2 separate regions of the Homo sapiens genome follow, and region 2 is linked to region 1. The links are chromatin contacts, found by POLR2A ChIA-PET in ENCODE. All regions are on one chromosome and are shown on one strand. Each heading gives the region's core, a stretch centred on a gene start or an enhancer-like site at or near the end of the contact. The rest is flanking DNA. Distances are from core to core; before and after follow the strand shown. Region 1 has its middle 9.0 kb from the start of HNF1A-AS1. Region 2 holds the start of KDM2B-DT (KDM2B divergent transcript).

Region 1 (6,695 bases), core at 1,579-4,078:
AGCTGGGGGGAGGTGACTGTCTGGAGAGAAGGTAACTAGGAGCTTTGCACTTGAACCCCTTCCGCACCTCACCCTCTATGTCCTTTCTTGTGGCTGGTTCTGATCTGTGTCTGTTTGCTATCATAAAAACTGTCGTTATGAGGCGGGGCACTTTCCTGAGTTCCATGAGTCATTCTAGTGAATTATTGAACCACAGGGGGTAGTGGGAACCCTCAATGCAGCCAAGCGGTCAGAAGTGAGGGTGGCCCAGGAATCCCCAGTTGCACCTGGCATTTGAAGTGAAGGCTGCCTTGTGGAGGGACTGTGTCCTTAGCCTTGAGCTTGACAAATTCATTGCAGTAGGTTCTGTCATCTGCCTCTTAGAGAATACCCTCATTTCAACTGGGCGCGGTGGCTCACGCCTGTAATCCCAGCACTTTGGGAGGCCGAGGCGGGCGGATCACGAGGTCAGGAGATCGAGACCATCCTGGCTAACACGGTGAAACCCCGTCTCTACTAAAAATGCAAAAAATTAGCTGGGCGTGGTGGCGGGCGCCTGTAGTCCCAGCTACTCAGGAGGCTGAGGCAGGAGAATGGCGTGAACCCGGGAGGTGGAGCTTGCAGTGAGCCGAGATCGCGCCACTGCACTCCAGCCTGGGCGATAGAGCGAGACTCCATCTCAGAAAAAAAAAAAAAAAAGAGAATACCCTCATTTCCTTGCAATTTGGGACAGGTGTTAGGAGCCTCATTTTATTCTTCTGAAATCAAATTATCCCTGATTCAGACTTCAGGTAAGGTGGCATTCAAATGCAGTCGTGACTCAGGGCTTACTATTTCTATTCTTCTAAAAAGACTATGGGATTCTCATGTAGGTGGAAATGCTTGAGTGGGCGCCTCTGGCCTTTGGTCTACACGCACTAGCCTGATACACGTCTCCTCCACCAGGCTGTAAACCTCGTGAAGTATCGGTTTTATTCCTGACTAGAACAAGGCTTAGCACCTAGTGGGTGCTCATTAAACACATGAAGCATGAATCAGTGAGGGATTTCACATCTCGTCATCTCTGAAAAGCCTGTTAGCTCACTTCTAGGACCAGGAAACTGGCATTATCAAGAGTGTTATTCCAGCTTTGGTTGGTTCTGAAAATAATAATAATGTATCAGTCCAGTATTAGGTTTAGCTGTATAGAACAGAAAACCCAAAGTGAAATGGCATAAACATGTAAGAGTTGATTCCTTCCAGAAGCAGGCAGTCTAGGACTGGTGTGGGCCTCCCCTGAAGGCTGGCAAGACCACTATTTCTGTGCCAACCTTTGGCGCAGGGGTCTTTATTCAGATTGGCTACTCCATACCCAGGATCCAGCCTCCCCAAGTTTTGCCTAGGTCACCAATCCTCAGGATCCCCCAAATCATATCTCCAGTCTTGGGGCATCTCCAACGTCCCATGAATCATCACCCATCTCTGTAAAAATAAAAAAGTCCCAGGCTGGGTGCGGTGGCTCATGCCTGTAATCCCAGCACTTTGGGAGGCTGGGACAGGTGGATCACCTGAGGTCAGGAGTTGGAGAACAGCTTAGCCAACATGGCAAAACCTTGTCTTTATTAAAAATACAAAAATTAGCCGGGTGTGGTGGCAGGCGCCTGTAATCCTAACTACTCGGGAGGCTGAGGCAGGAGAATAGCTTGAACCTGGGAGGTGGACGTTGCAGTGAGCTGAGATCACGCCACTGCACTCCAGCCAGGGCGACAGAGCGAGACTCCGTCTCAAAAAAATAAAAGTAAAAAAATTTTTAAAAAGTCCTAGAGTACACAGTTCCTGAGTCTGCTGACTGTCTAAAGATGTTCTTCTCTGATTTCTGCTGACTGCAGAGAAGAACAGGGGACTTTGGTCTCGTTCGTTGACTCCTCAGCAGGGAGGAAGGGGGCGTGGTCTCTGGTTCTCCAAGGCATTGGCTGGAACAACAGGAGTTTCCATGCCAGGCTGTAGCTGGTTTTCTCTCAACATATTTAAAATTAAACGTGTTTCAAACCATAAAGTTCAATTTCCTTCTGAAAACATTCTCCTCTATCTTCTGAATAGGAAACTGATATTCCTGTGAGTTACAGCACTTTGATTTAATGTTATGAATCCTGATCTTATTATGCTAAGAGGACACTGCTCCCTCCCTGCTCAGAGTCATATGACAAAGACTTCGCATGTCAGTACCCGCAGTGAAGGGGGCCAGGCCCAACTGGCTCCTGTACATGCGTGCGTGCGTGTGTGTGTGTGTCCCTGGCTACAGAAGGGGCAGAGGGCAATCTTGGGGGCAGAGGGCAATCTTGTTTGACCGGGCCACATTTATTAAGTACTTAGGACTGTGTCTAGCACATAATAAGTGCTCAATAAACGGAGATGCCATGATCATTTGTAGCTAGTTACATACCCAATATCCATTCTTCCTATTTTTTTCCTTAATAACAGATTCAGATCGTGCTGCCTGGAATGAAGACATTTCCCAGTCTCTCTTGCATTTTGGTGTGGCCCCGTGACTACACTATGTTCCATGGACTGTAGTAGGTAAAAGTGTATGAGGCTTCCAGGAGCCTCAGCCTTGAGGTTCACTGCTTTTGTCCTCTATTCTACCTGGTATTTGGATATAATGGCTAGAGTCCAGCAGCCATCTTGGACCATGAGGTAACCCTGAGTACAGAAGCCACCCACTGAAGATGGTAGGGCAGGAAGGTCAAAGCTCTGGTGACACTGTGGAGCCCCCACACTAGTCCTGGACTGCCAGCTTCTGGAAAGAATCAACTCCTACATGTTTATGACATTTCACTTTGCAGTGGCATCCTTGATAATGTCAGGAGTTTCCTGGTCCTGGAAGTGATCAAACAGGCTTTTTAGAGATGATGAGACATGAAATCACTCGCTGATTCATTCTTCATATGTTTAATGAACACTCACTGCTAGGTGCTAGGGCTTGTTCTAGTTATGAACAAAACAGAGACTTTATGAAGCTTACAGCCTGGAAGAGGAGATGCATACACCCTCACAAATGTGAAAAAGCACCCTGAAAGAGCAAATACAGTGCAGGGATGGAGAGTCACAGAAAAGAATCTGTTCAGATGTATCACGAAGGGCTCTGTGCAGAGGTGACGTTTAAGCTGAGAAGTAGGATGTCTTAGTCTGTTCCTGCTGCTATAAAAAAATACCATAGGCCAGGCATGGTGACTCATGCTTGTAATCCCAACACTTTGGGAGGCCGAGGCGGGAGGATTGCTTGAGGCCAGGAGTTCGAGACCAGCCTGGCCAACATGGTGAAACCTCGTCTCTACTAAAAATACAAAAATTAGATGGGTATGGTGGCGGGTGCCTGTAATTCCAGCTACTCAGAAGGCTGAGGAAGGAGAATCGCCTGAACCTGGGAGGCGGAGGTTGTAGTGAGCCGAGATTGCCTGGGCCACAGAGCGAGACTCCACCTTGAAAAAAAAAAACCAAAAAACCAAAAAAACATAAACTGGGTTACTTATAAACAATATTTCTCATAGAGTCTGGGATCTCCAGCAAGGGCACCTTCTTGCGGGGCCCTCACCTGGTGCAAGGGACAAACAAGCTCCCTTGGGCCTCTTTGATAAGGGAACTAATCCTGCCCCCAAAGTCCCCACCTCTTAATACCACCACCTGGGGGGCTAGGATTCCACATATGAACTTTGGGAGGACACAAACATTCAGACCACAGGATAGGGAAGGGATGACAATGAGGTGCTGATGGGAGGAAGAGCTAGGAGAGGGGTTCAGGCAGGAGGAACAGCATGGGCGAAGGTCCCAGGCAGGAAGGGGCTGTGGGTATGGGAGGAGCTGTAGGCGACTTGCTGTGCACTGCAGGTGGACAGTGGAAAAAGGTGATCATGGATTGGACAGGGTGGCCCAGCCCCTTGTAGGCCAAGGTGAAGCAGCTGAATTAAGCTAAATTAATTGATTTTTTTTTTTTTTGAGACAGAGTCTCACTCTGTCACCCAGGCTGTAGTGCAGTGGCGCGATCTCAGCTCACTGCAACCTCTGCCTCCCAGGTTCAAGTGATTCTCCAGCCTCAGCCTCGCAAGTAGCTGGGATTACAGGCATGTGCCACCATGCCCAGCTAATTTTTGTATTTTTTAGTAGAGACGGGGTTTCGCCACGTTGGCCAGGCTGGTCTCGAACTCCTGACCTCAGGTGATCCACCCACCTCGGCCTCCCAAAGTGCTAGGATTACAGGCGTGAGCCACTATGCCTGGCCAATTTTTTTTGAGAGTCTCGCACTGTCAACCAGGCTGGAGTGCAGTGACGCGATCTCTGTCTCCCAGGTTCAAGTAATTCTTCTGCCTCAGCCTCCCCAAGTAGCTGGGATTACAGGCATGTGCCACCACACCCAGCTAATTTTTTTTGTATTTTTAGTAGAGACGGGGTTTCACCGTGTTGGCCAAACTGGTCTCGAACTCCTTACCCCAAATGATCTGCCCGCCTCGACCTCCCAAAGTGCTAGGATTACAGGCATGAGCCACCTCGCCCAGCCTATGTACTTATTTTGAGACAGGGTCTTGCTCTGTTGTCCAGGCTGGAGTGCAGTGGCACTATCACAGCTTGCTGCAGCCTTGACCTTCCTGGGTTCAGGTGATTCTTCCACCTCGGCCTCCTGAATAGCTGGGACCACTGGCATGTGCCAACACTCCCTGCTGATTTTCTTTTCTTCTCTTTTTTTAGAGATGGGGTCTCACTATGTTGCCCAGTTTGGTCTCGACCTCCTGGGCTCAAGCAATTAACCTGCTTCAGCCTCCCAAAGAGTTGGCATTACAGGTGTGAGCCACTGCACTTAGCTTTAAACCAAAATTTTTTATAGAGACAGGGTCTTGCCATGTTGCCCAGGCTGGTCTTGAACTTCTGGGCTCAGGCGATCTGCCCACCTCAGCCTCCCGAAGTGTTGGGATTACAGGCGTGAGCCACCACACTGGCCTGAATTTTACAAGCAGTGGGCAATTACAATGCCAGGTTTCCACTTCAATGAAATCTTCCATGTTTCCGTCTCTGTTCGGCAAGACTCTTTGGTTTGCAAGTGGTAGAAATCCAACTTGAAATAACTTCAGGAAAAAAAAAAAAGGGCACTGATGCAAAGAACCTTGAAGTTTTTAGCTCATAGCATTTACCTTTTTCTGTTCAGATGATCTGAGTTTTGAATAGTTACCCACATCTATTGGGTGGTGGTCTGGCCTCTTCTGCGATCGCTTCTCCTGTCTCCACCCTGCTCTGTGTGTGGGGGTCTCCCATGCCTCTGCCTGGTGGTTGGGTTTGATTAGCGGAGAGCCCAGAACAGGTACTGTTCTCCTGATACTCCGTCCCTTGCATCTCCCTACATCTGCTCCCACTCATAGTCCTTTTATTTTTTTCTTTGAGACGGAGTTTCGCTCTGTCGCCCAGGATGGAATGCAATGGCACGATCTCCGGTTACTGCAATCTCTGCCTCCAGGTTCAAGTGATTCCCCTGCCTCAGACTCCTGAGTGGCTGCGATTATAGGCACCTGCCACCACGCCTGGCTAATTTTTATGTTTTTAGTAGAGACAGGGTTTCACCATGTTGGCCAGGGTGATCTCGAACTCCTGACCTCAAGTGTCTGCCTGCCTTGGCCTCCCAAAATGCTGGGATTACAGGGGTGAGCCACCGTGCCTAGCTTGTCCACCCTCTTCTTGGGTCTCTCGGTTCCCTTCCCCTCCCCAGAAACAACCAGTGCCCCAGGCTCTTGCATTCTATCTGCCCAGAAATACGATCGCATGGTGTTTTATTTTTTCGATTATCAATAACTTGTGAGTGGAGAGGCTGCAAGCCAGTGATGTGAATGAACGTGACTCCACATCAGGTCCCATGGAGATCAGGTTCAGCATGTTTTTCTTCTTGTCCCATTGTATTCCCACAAAAGCCCTGTTTTCAGTGGGTGGAGTCCAGAGCCATGGCTTTCTGGGAGGGATGAGGTGCTGCACTGAGGCCGTGACTAACTGGCACTTGGCCATCGGTGGGATATCTGTCGACGGTAAATGGCTTTAGCAAGACCCAGGCATTGGCACTTCCTGATCCCAGGGGTTCAGACGTGTGTTGGCCAATCTGGGAAAACTCGCAGGGCTAGGAATCCTGGCTGGGGCCACACCTAGGGCAGGCGGGCTGTCCTTGGCCCTTTTGCTATTTTGGGTCCTGCTCAGCTGAATGGGCCACTTTTCCCAAAGAAGCCAATGTATAATTTTCATGAGTCCTAAACACCTGGTGGTTTTGCTCCCGTGAGGCTATTTCCTCCTGGGGCTACAGGATAGGTTTTCTAGGCTCTAATCCCAGCTCTGCCATTTCCTGGTTGGGAGACGTTGGGTTCTTTTTTCTTTTCTTTCTTTTCTTTTTTTTTTTTTTTTTAAGACAGACCTTTCTCTGTTGTGCAGGCTGGAGCGCAATGGCACAATCATAGCTCACTGAGACCTCAAACTCCTGGGCTCAAGCGATCCTCCCACCTCAGCCTCCCGAGTAGTTGGGATCACAGGCATGCACCACCACGCCCAGCTGATTTTTTTTTTTTTAAGAGACAGGGTCTCACTATGCTGCCCAGTTTGGTCTTGAATTCCTGGGCTCAAGAGTTCACCTGCCTCAGCCTCTCAAAGTGTTGGGGTTACAGGCGTGAGCCACTGCACTCAGCTTTAAATTTTTTTTTATAGAGACAGGGTCTTGC
Region 2 (6,695 bases), core at 1,564-4,063, 620 kb after region 1:
GGAACAAAATAGAAACTTTGTAACTTAAAGGAAATTGAAATATCTGAAAGGGAAAAGGAGTGAAGGGCCTGGGAAGGCTAGGTAGGGCATGTTCAAAACCCCAATCCCGCAGGCAATACTAGGTTCCTCAACCAGGAGCCACACTGGCTGCAGGCTGGGAAGGCCAGGGCTCTGGAGGCCTCAGAGGCAACCCAGGGCGTCACCTTAACATCTGGAGGGTGACCCCCACCACCCTCCTAGTAGGAGAGCCAGGGAGAAACTCAGGCCGTGAAGGTCTCCAAAACCCTGGAGGCGTCCCCAGATTCCGCTCTCAATTGGGTGGGCCCACAAGGAACAGAGCTCTCCAAGTCTCAGGCCTGGGAGGAGACCCATTTCCTCACTTCAAACTGCCAGGGGACAGGGATCTCCCCCAGAAGCCTGAAGGGAAGTCACCCCCTGACCCCAATTCTTGGCTTCAACCTATCAAGGCTGTAGCGCTAGACAGCTCCGGCCCAGGTAGGGGTTCAGGTCAACAGCTTCAGGGCTCATGGGGTCCCTGATCCAATCTGGCAGAGCCCATGGGGGAATGCGGCTCTGCGGACCCCAGGCCTAAGGGGGCATCGTCCCAAACACCCGACGCGCCCCCATCACCAGTTCCTCACTGGCAGGCCCCAAGCGGGAACGGGATTGGGAAGGCTTCGGGCCTGGGGGGCCTTACCCCGATGCCCCAGGGGCGCCCTGAACCCAGTTCCAGCCAGGCGGCGGCACCTCAGGCAGCGCAGGGAGCGCGACCGGCTCGGGGAGGGGGAGGACGCGGCGCTCCCGCCCTCCCTCGGTCCGCCTGTCCATCTCCAGGTCCCTCTGTCCGCCGGCCCCCTGGCTCTGCCCACCCTGGGGCTGGTGGTGGGCGCGGGCCGGGCCTAGGCCCATGCCCGGCCCCCCTTACTGCCTGCCCTCCTCCCTCACCACCCCACCCCACCCCCCCAGTGCTCGGCCTCGTTTCGTCACCGGATCCCCTGGAATGGGGGACGCGGGCGCGAAATACGAACCCAGCCACCGGCAGCTCCCTCCCCACGTGCGCTCGGCCCGCAGCGCAGAGGGCGGCCCGGGGTGGGGGCGCCTCACCTTTGCCCTCCATGGCGTGCACGAAGTCCCCCTGGTACAGCTGGCTGCGAAGCTTCTCCTCCAGGCTGAAGCCGCGGACGCTGACGATCTCCTCCACGTCCGACAAGTCCTCGTTCTCGTCGTATCGCTGGCGGTCAATCGGGCGCTGCGAGGACCCAAACCAGAGAGCCCGGGACATTATTGTGGGGGCTGGAGGTCGCCTCTCAACCTGGGCCCAGCACTAACAGGTGCAGCAGCCGAGCGCCCCCTGCACCCCACCATTGCAACCCAAGCAACTTTGCGCAATTGCCAAAGATGCTGAAAAGCAGGACAAGGAGAGGGGCCCGCACCCCGAGGGTCCAGCTGCGCTCTACGCGGGGTACTCCCCTCCGGTGTCTTCGGAAGCACTGAAGGGACATCTGGGGACCCTCCCCTGCCCCCCGCCCCCGAAATGTGCTGGGCTTCGCCCACTCGGCCGGGAGCCTGGTTATGTAACCCGCGAAGGGGGCTCCGGACACGGGCTGGCGGGGCAAATGTAGGCCCCAGGAGGAGCCGCTGCGGCGCCCGGCTCGGCGGTAACAGCAGCCCCAGCGGCCGCGGCGGCAGAGCCGGGAAGCCGGAACCGGGGGCCGGCGGCATTTCTAAAGCTGGAGCCGCCCCCGAGCTACCGGGGAAGCTGGAAAGCTGAAATGGAAGGGCTGAGACCCCAGCCGCCCCCGCCGCCCGCCCGCCAGTGCAAGAAGAGGAGGTGGGGGGAGGAGAATCGGGGCTTGGAAGGGGGAGAGGCAGACGGCCCGCCACAAAGCTCGGATCGGAGACCCCAAAACGCACCAGCAGCTGCCTCATCTCCCCACAAGCGCGCGCGCACACTCACTTCCTAAGGAGACTCCCCCACCACTCCCCGCATCCCCCTGCCTCCTCCCTCCACCGCCCAGCGCCCGGCCCCTCAGCCCCCCAGATTCCGGGCGAACCCCGAGCCCGCTCAGCCCCCCTCCACGCCTTTCCCCGATACCACCTCCCCACTTAAGTGTCTGAGACTCTAAGCCTCACAAGGGGCTGGAGGAGTAAGCAGCTTGCTTCCTTTTGCATGCAATTTATTATATTTTTTTCCCGGTCCTCTTGCAAAATACAGAAAAGGAAAGAAAAGGCAGCGAGAAACAACCAAAAAAAAAAAAAAAAAGATCTATCATATGCCAGATACAGATTTGGAAAAAAAAAAAAAAAAAAAAAGCTACACACCAATCTTCTTCCAGAGTCTTTCTCTGCCTCCATTTTTTTAGGAGAGTTCACCAATTAATTGTCAACACTCCTGCCCCCTGCATTTTGGCCGAGGGGGGAAGGAGGGAAGACCAAAGAAAACAAACCAAAAAATAAATAAATAAAGCAAGCCAGAGCCGAGATCTACAAAGTTTTGCACCAACACTTAGGCAGATCCGTTTGCAAAGTCCTAGGAAACCATTTTCAGCAGTTGTGGGGGGGGGGAGGCGTCGACGTCATAATCCCCGGAACGTAAACATTGTTGCCGATCGCGCTCGGAGCCCGCGGCCGGGCTATTTGGGGGGGCTCTCGGCCCGGGCTTGGGGGGGTGGGGGCGGCGGCCCGAGGAGGTATGGGGCGGGGAGGGAGCCCGGGAGGCACCGGGCGCCGTTAGCGCCGTGGCATCGCTGTTTTGTTGTTGGGTCACGAGTGCGCCTCTGCACGCAGGCGCCGCCGCCGCCCGGGAGTTGTGTGCAGAGCTGACTTTTGGAGGGCCGAGTTGCAGGCGGCGGGCGCATCCCGGAGATGGCGGGGCAGGGAGGGAGGGAAGGAGGAGGGGGCGGGGAGGGAGGTGCAGATTTGCACGGCTGGCCTCAGCGGGAGGCGCGGAAATGCAAGCCGAGCATGCTGGCGTGAAAGCCCCCGGGGCCTGGCACCCCCAAAAACGACCCCCCACCTCCGTTCCTGCCCTCATTGCCCAGGGCTACCCCTCTTCCTCTTCTTTCATCCACCCCTCCCCCAACATTACCTGTGTGGCCGACTCAAATTCAAAGCATTTTGTATATATAACTGTTTTCTTTTTTTGCTTTTCTGCTGCATGTCTTTTTCGTGGGGGGTGATCCTCTGCAGATCCCCCCATTTGCGGACCCGCCATGTGGAGGAGGCATTTGGGGGGCTCAGAAGGAAATTAGCTCGGCTTCCATACCTATAAGGACTGCCTAACTTTTAAACTCCCGGCACTCAAAGATGTGGACACACACACGTACAGGAAATACAGCCAGACCAGAGCCTTTGCAGTCCGCAGCTGACCGGAAGACGTTGCCTTTCATTCATTCATTCTGCCCGCCTCTGTGGACTCCTTTACTAGGCGACCAGCCCTGAAACAGAAGTTGGACATTTTTTAAAGGTTCTTGCGCTCGGCAAGGGGAGCAGATAGATGCTCAGGAGCGAAAGACGCAGAGAATTGGATCTGGCGCCTCCTAACGCAGCCCGCACAGGAGCGAAGGGTAAGCCCTTGTTGGTAGTTTATAGAAGACAAGTCGGTGGAAAGGTGCATGGTGCTCTGGGATAGGTGGGGGGAACTCTAGTGCCCTTGATGAAGCCCCTACAGGGCTTCTTAGCGGAGGTATCGGCACCCTCCGTACATACATGGGTGTCATTAGGTCCCTGTCCACTTACTAGTGTTTTTGACTACCCCAGCACTGGTCCTGGGTTGTCTTGTCCTCCCATCATGAGCAACAGTCAGGTCGACTTGGCTTGAGAAAAGCTAGCCCTAAACATTCCTCCAGCCCCAGCTGTGGCGCCCTGCTAGGCCTGATCTTGCGGGTAAAGATGCTGATAAAATGACATGGCAAGAGGGAGACGATAAAGGGACATTGTAGATAGCAGGCTTTGAGCCTGACATTTTATTTCTGCCATAACCCTGTGGGATACTTGGAGCAGGTCATTTTGCAGATAGGGAAACTGAAGCTCAGAGAAATTATGAATCTGAATGATTGCTGTGCTCCCATATGGTCCCCAGGCTATCAGACAGACCTGTGGGGAGGACGTGGCTTCCCCACCAGGAGATACGATGTCACTATCAGCATCGTATTGGCCGTCCTAAGAGACAGCTTCCCCCTCACTCACCTTAGAAGTTTCCTGTCCTATCTGACTGTAGTCTTTCCCACCCATCCTCAAAGGCTACTCTTTGAAGTTTGTTTTCATTCATGTTCACTAGCTGTAAAAATCTTTTAAGCAGGGATGAGGCTGGGAAACATCAAAATTTGTTTCCAAACTGAAATCGCCCACGTTGGCTGCTGCGTGCAATCAGTAGCCCTTCGTGTGAGTGCTGCCGGTTCTGCCTTCAGTCCGTCCAGAACCATGGACCATTTTATTTGTTCCTGTCTTTCTCACAAGAACCCTTTAAGGGAAATCGTCTTGTTCGTTCCCATTTTGCAAAGGAGGAAATTAGGACTAAGAAAAGCAAAGCCACTCACCCAGGATCACATAGCGCGTATGTGCCGCTGCCAGGGCTCACACTGGAGCCTGGCTTGGCCATCACGTGCTTTTTTTTTTTTTTTTTTTTTTTTTAGTAACTTACCAGCCTCACTACTGCCCCATAATGAAATAAACATGTTCAAAGGAGGCTGCATGGGCTGGAGAGTGACGCAAAGTGAATTAAGTGAAATAAAGCAAAAAATATATAATAGAATGCTTCATCTAATTAATTCTTTTTTCTCCCTGAGGCCCTTCTTTCTCTCCAAGTGGCCTCATAGTGGCCCCAAAAGCTGGCATCAGAAAAAGGTCCAATGGCAGCCACCTTAGTATAAAAACAGTTAAGTCCATCTATCACCTCCACGAGGAGTTCCTGGCCTGTCAGAGTGGGAAGGGGCTGGGTAGTCACCTCATTTAATCCCCCCCCTTTACAAACCTCGAGGAAACCGCAAACACGAGAAAAGAATGGGCCAGCCGGGGGTTTGTTCCCCTTGGCCTCCCCCAGAATGCCTGCCCTGCTGCCGGGTCCTAAGTGGCCACTCAATAAATGTTGGGCCCTTGATGAATCACCTTCCCCCTCGATATTTGCATTTTCTCTTTATCAGTAATTGGCAGATGAAAGGCTTTGTCCTCCAGTTGAAAGAATTCCAAGCATTTGCTCAAAGTGGGGGAGGAGGTTATTTTGGACCAAAGGGGGAAGGGCCAAGACCCTGGAGCTCCCAGTGTTGACTAATTGTCCCAGAGAAGTGGAGAGTAGGTAAGGGAAGAGAGAAGGTGAAGGTGCTTACCCCAGAGATGTACTTTTTCTTGCAGGAAAACACCGGGCCGGTTGTATTGGAAACATAATAATAATTATTTCCTGGACCCTCCTGCTCGATCTTACAAAGGGCCCAGTCAAATCCTGCCTGAGTTACCCCCATTCATTCTTCATTCATCAAAGGTTGATTGAGCAACTCTGTGCCCAAAGACAGAGAGGCTAGAGAAAAGAAGATGCAGCGTGGGGCATGCAGATTGGGGCATACTCGAGGCTGGGTAGGACGATGGACCTGCAGCTTCCCAAGGAAAGGGTGGACACTGGATGTAGCTCTCAGAAACCAGAATCTTGATAAGAAATTGAAGTTGTTCTCATATTCATATATGATTATCATAACTCCTGATTTTTCTTTTCTTTTTTTTGAGAGAGGGTCTTGCTCTGTTGCCCAGGCTGGAGTGCAGTGACACAATCTCAGCTCACTGCAACCTCCACCTCCTGGACTCAGCAATGCTCCACCTTAGCCTTCCAAGTAGCTGAGACTACAGGAGTGCACCACCATGCCCAGCTAATTTTTGTATTTTTGGTAGAGACAGGGTTTTGCCGTGTTGCCCAGGCTGGTCTCCAACTCCTAGGCTCAAGTGTTCCTCCCACCTCGGCCTCCCAAAGTGCTGAGATTACAGCCGTAAGCCACCACACCTGGCCCTGTTTTGTTTTAATTTAAGGATATCTAATCATTCCACATCAGCATATGTGGAATGCTATAGCACATCAGCTATAGTTTCCTTATTCTTTCTAATGATTTCATAGCATTTCATTGGGCAGATAAATGGTGCAAGAATGATTTAATTAGTTCCCTAACTTTTAGATGGTTTTCAATCTTTTTCTATTGCAAACAGAGCTATAAGGGATTGCAGCTTTGTGCTTGAGTCTGTCAGTAGAATATATATCTGAAAGTGATCATCCACGTCTCAGGATTCCTACCCTATCACCAACTATTTGTCCTTGAGAAGTTTATTTGTAAGATCTGAGCAGGTGGGACAACCTCATATCCAACTGGTATCCCCAGGAGTCTACGCAGTGCCATGCCCTTGGCAGGCACTCAGAGAGAGTGGTTTAAGGGCTAACACTGCAAGCATTCACACTGTAATCAGATGGCCTCTTCTAGGAAACCTTTGCTGATATCCTTGGCCCCCTTTCCCCATGGACCCTTCATTCATTCCACAAATGTTTGTGGAAGGTTGATTAGGGGGACCCTGTATCAAATCAGCCTCTTAGGTATATATAGCCTGGTAGGTGAGTTAAAACAAATTCTGGAAAGCACTCTAAGGCTGTGCTGTTTGATGGGATACATTAGCTACATACAGCTACTTAAATTTAATTAAAATAAAATGTAAAATTCAGCTCC

The links. ChIA-PET counts read pairs that join two places held with the same protein, here RNA polymerase II (POLR2A).
Region 2: POLR2A ChIA-PET joins it to region 1 with 16 read pairs in IMR-90. The contact joins the promoter of KDM2B-DT here to the enhancer-like site in region 1. POLR2A ChIA-PET finds 5 or more read pairs at or near these places in 2 of 52 experiments (H1 and IMR-90).

What each region holds. Positions count from the first base shown.
Region 1 is chr12:120,959,908-120,966,602 of GRCh38, forward strand. No RefSeq gene overlaps it. Among named protein-coding and RNA genes, the nearest start is that of HNF1A-AS1, 9.0 kb to the right of the region's middle. Within about 2 kb of position 2,829, at least 5 of the 41 ENCODE cell types and tissues checked have a DNase peak (open chromatin) inside an H3K27ac peak, as active enhancers do.
Region 2 is chr12:121,577,698-121,584,392 of GRCh38, forward strand. KDM2B-DT (KDM2B divergent transcript) reads left to right here and starts at 2,814. Exons shown (of 4, transcript NR_183427.1): 1 at 2,814-3,566. KDM2B (lysine demethylase 2B) reads right to left here and starts at 3,326. Exons shown (of 23, transcript NM_032590.5): 1 at 3,089-3,326; 2 at 1,105-1,249. The coding sequence starts at 3,214. RefSeq lists silencers at 1,368-1,447, 2,607-2,916, 2,997-3,046 and enhancers at 2,616-3,551, 4,487-5,422, 5,423-6,356.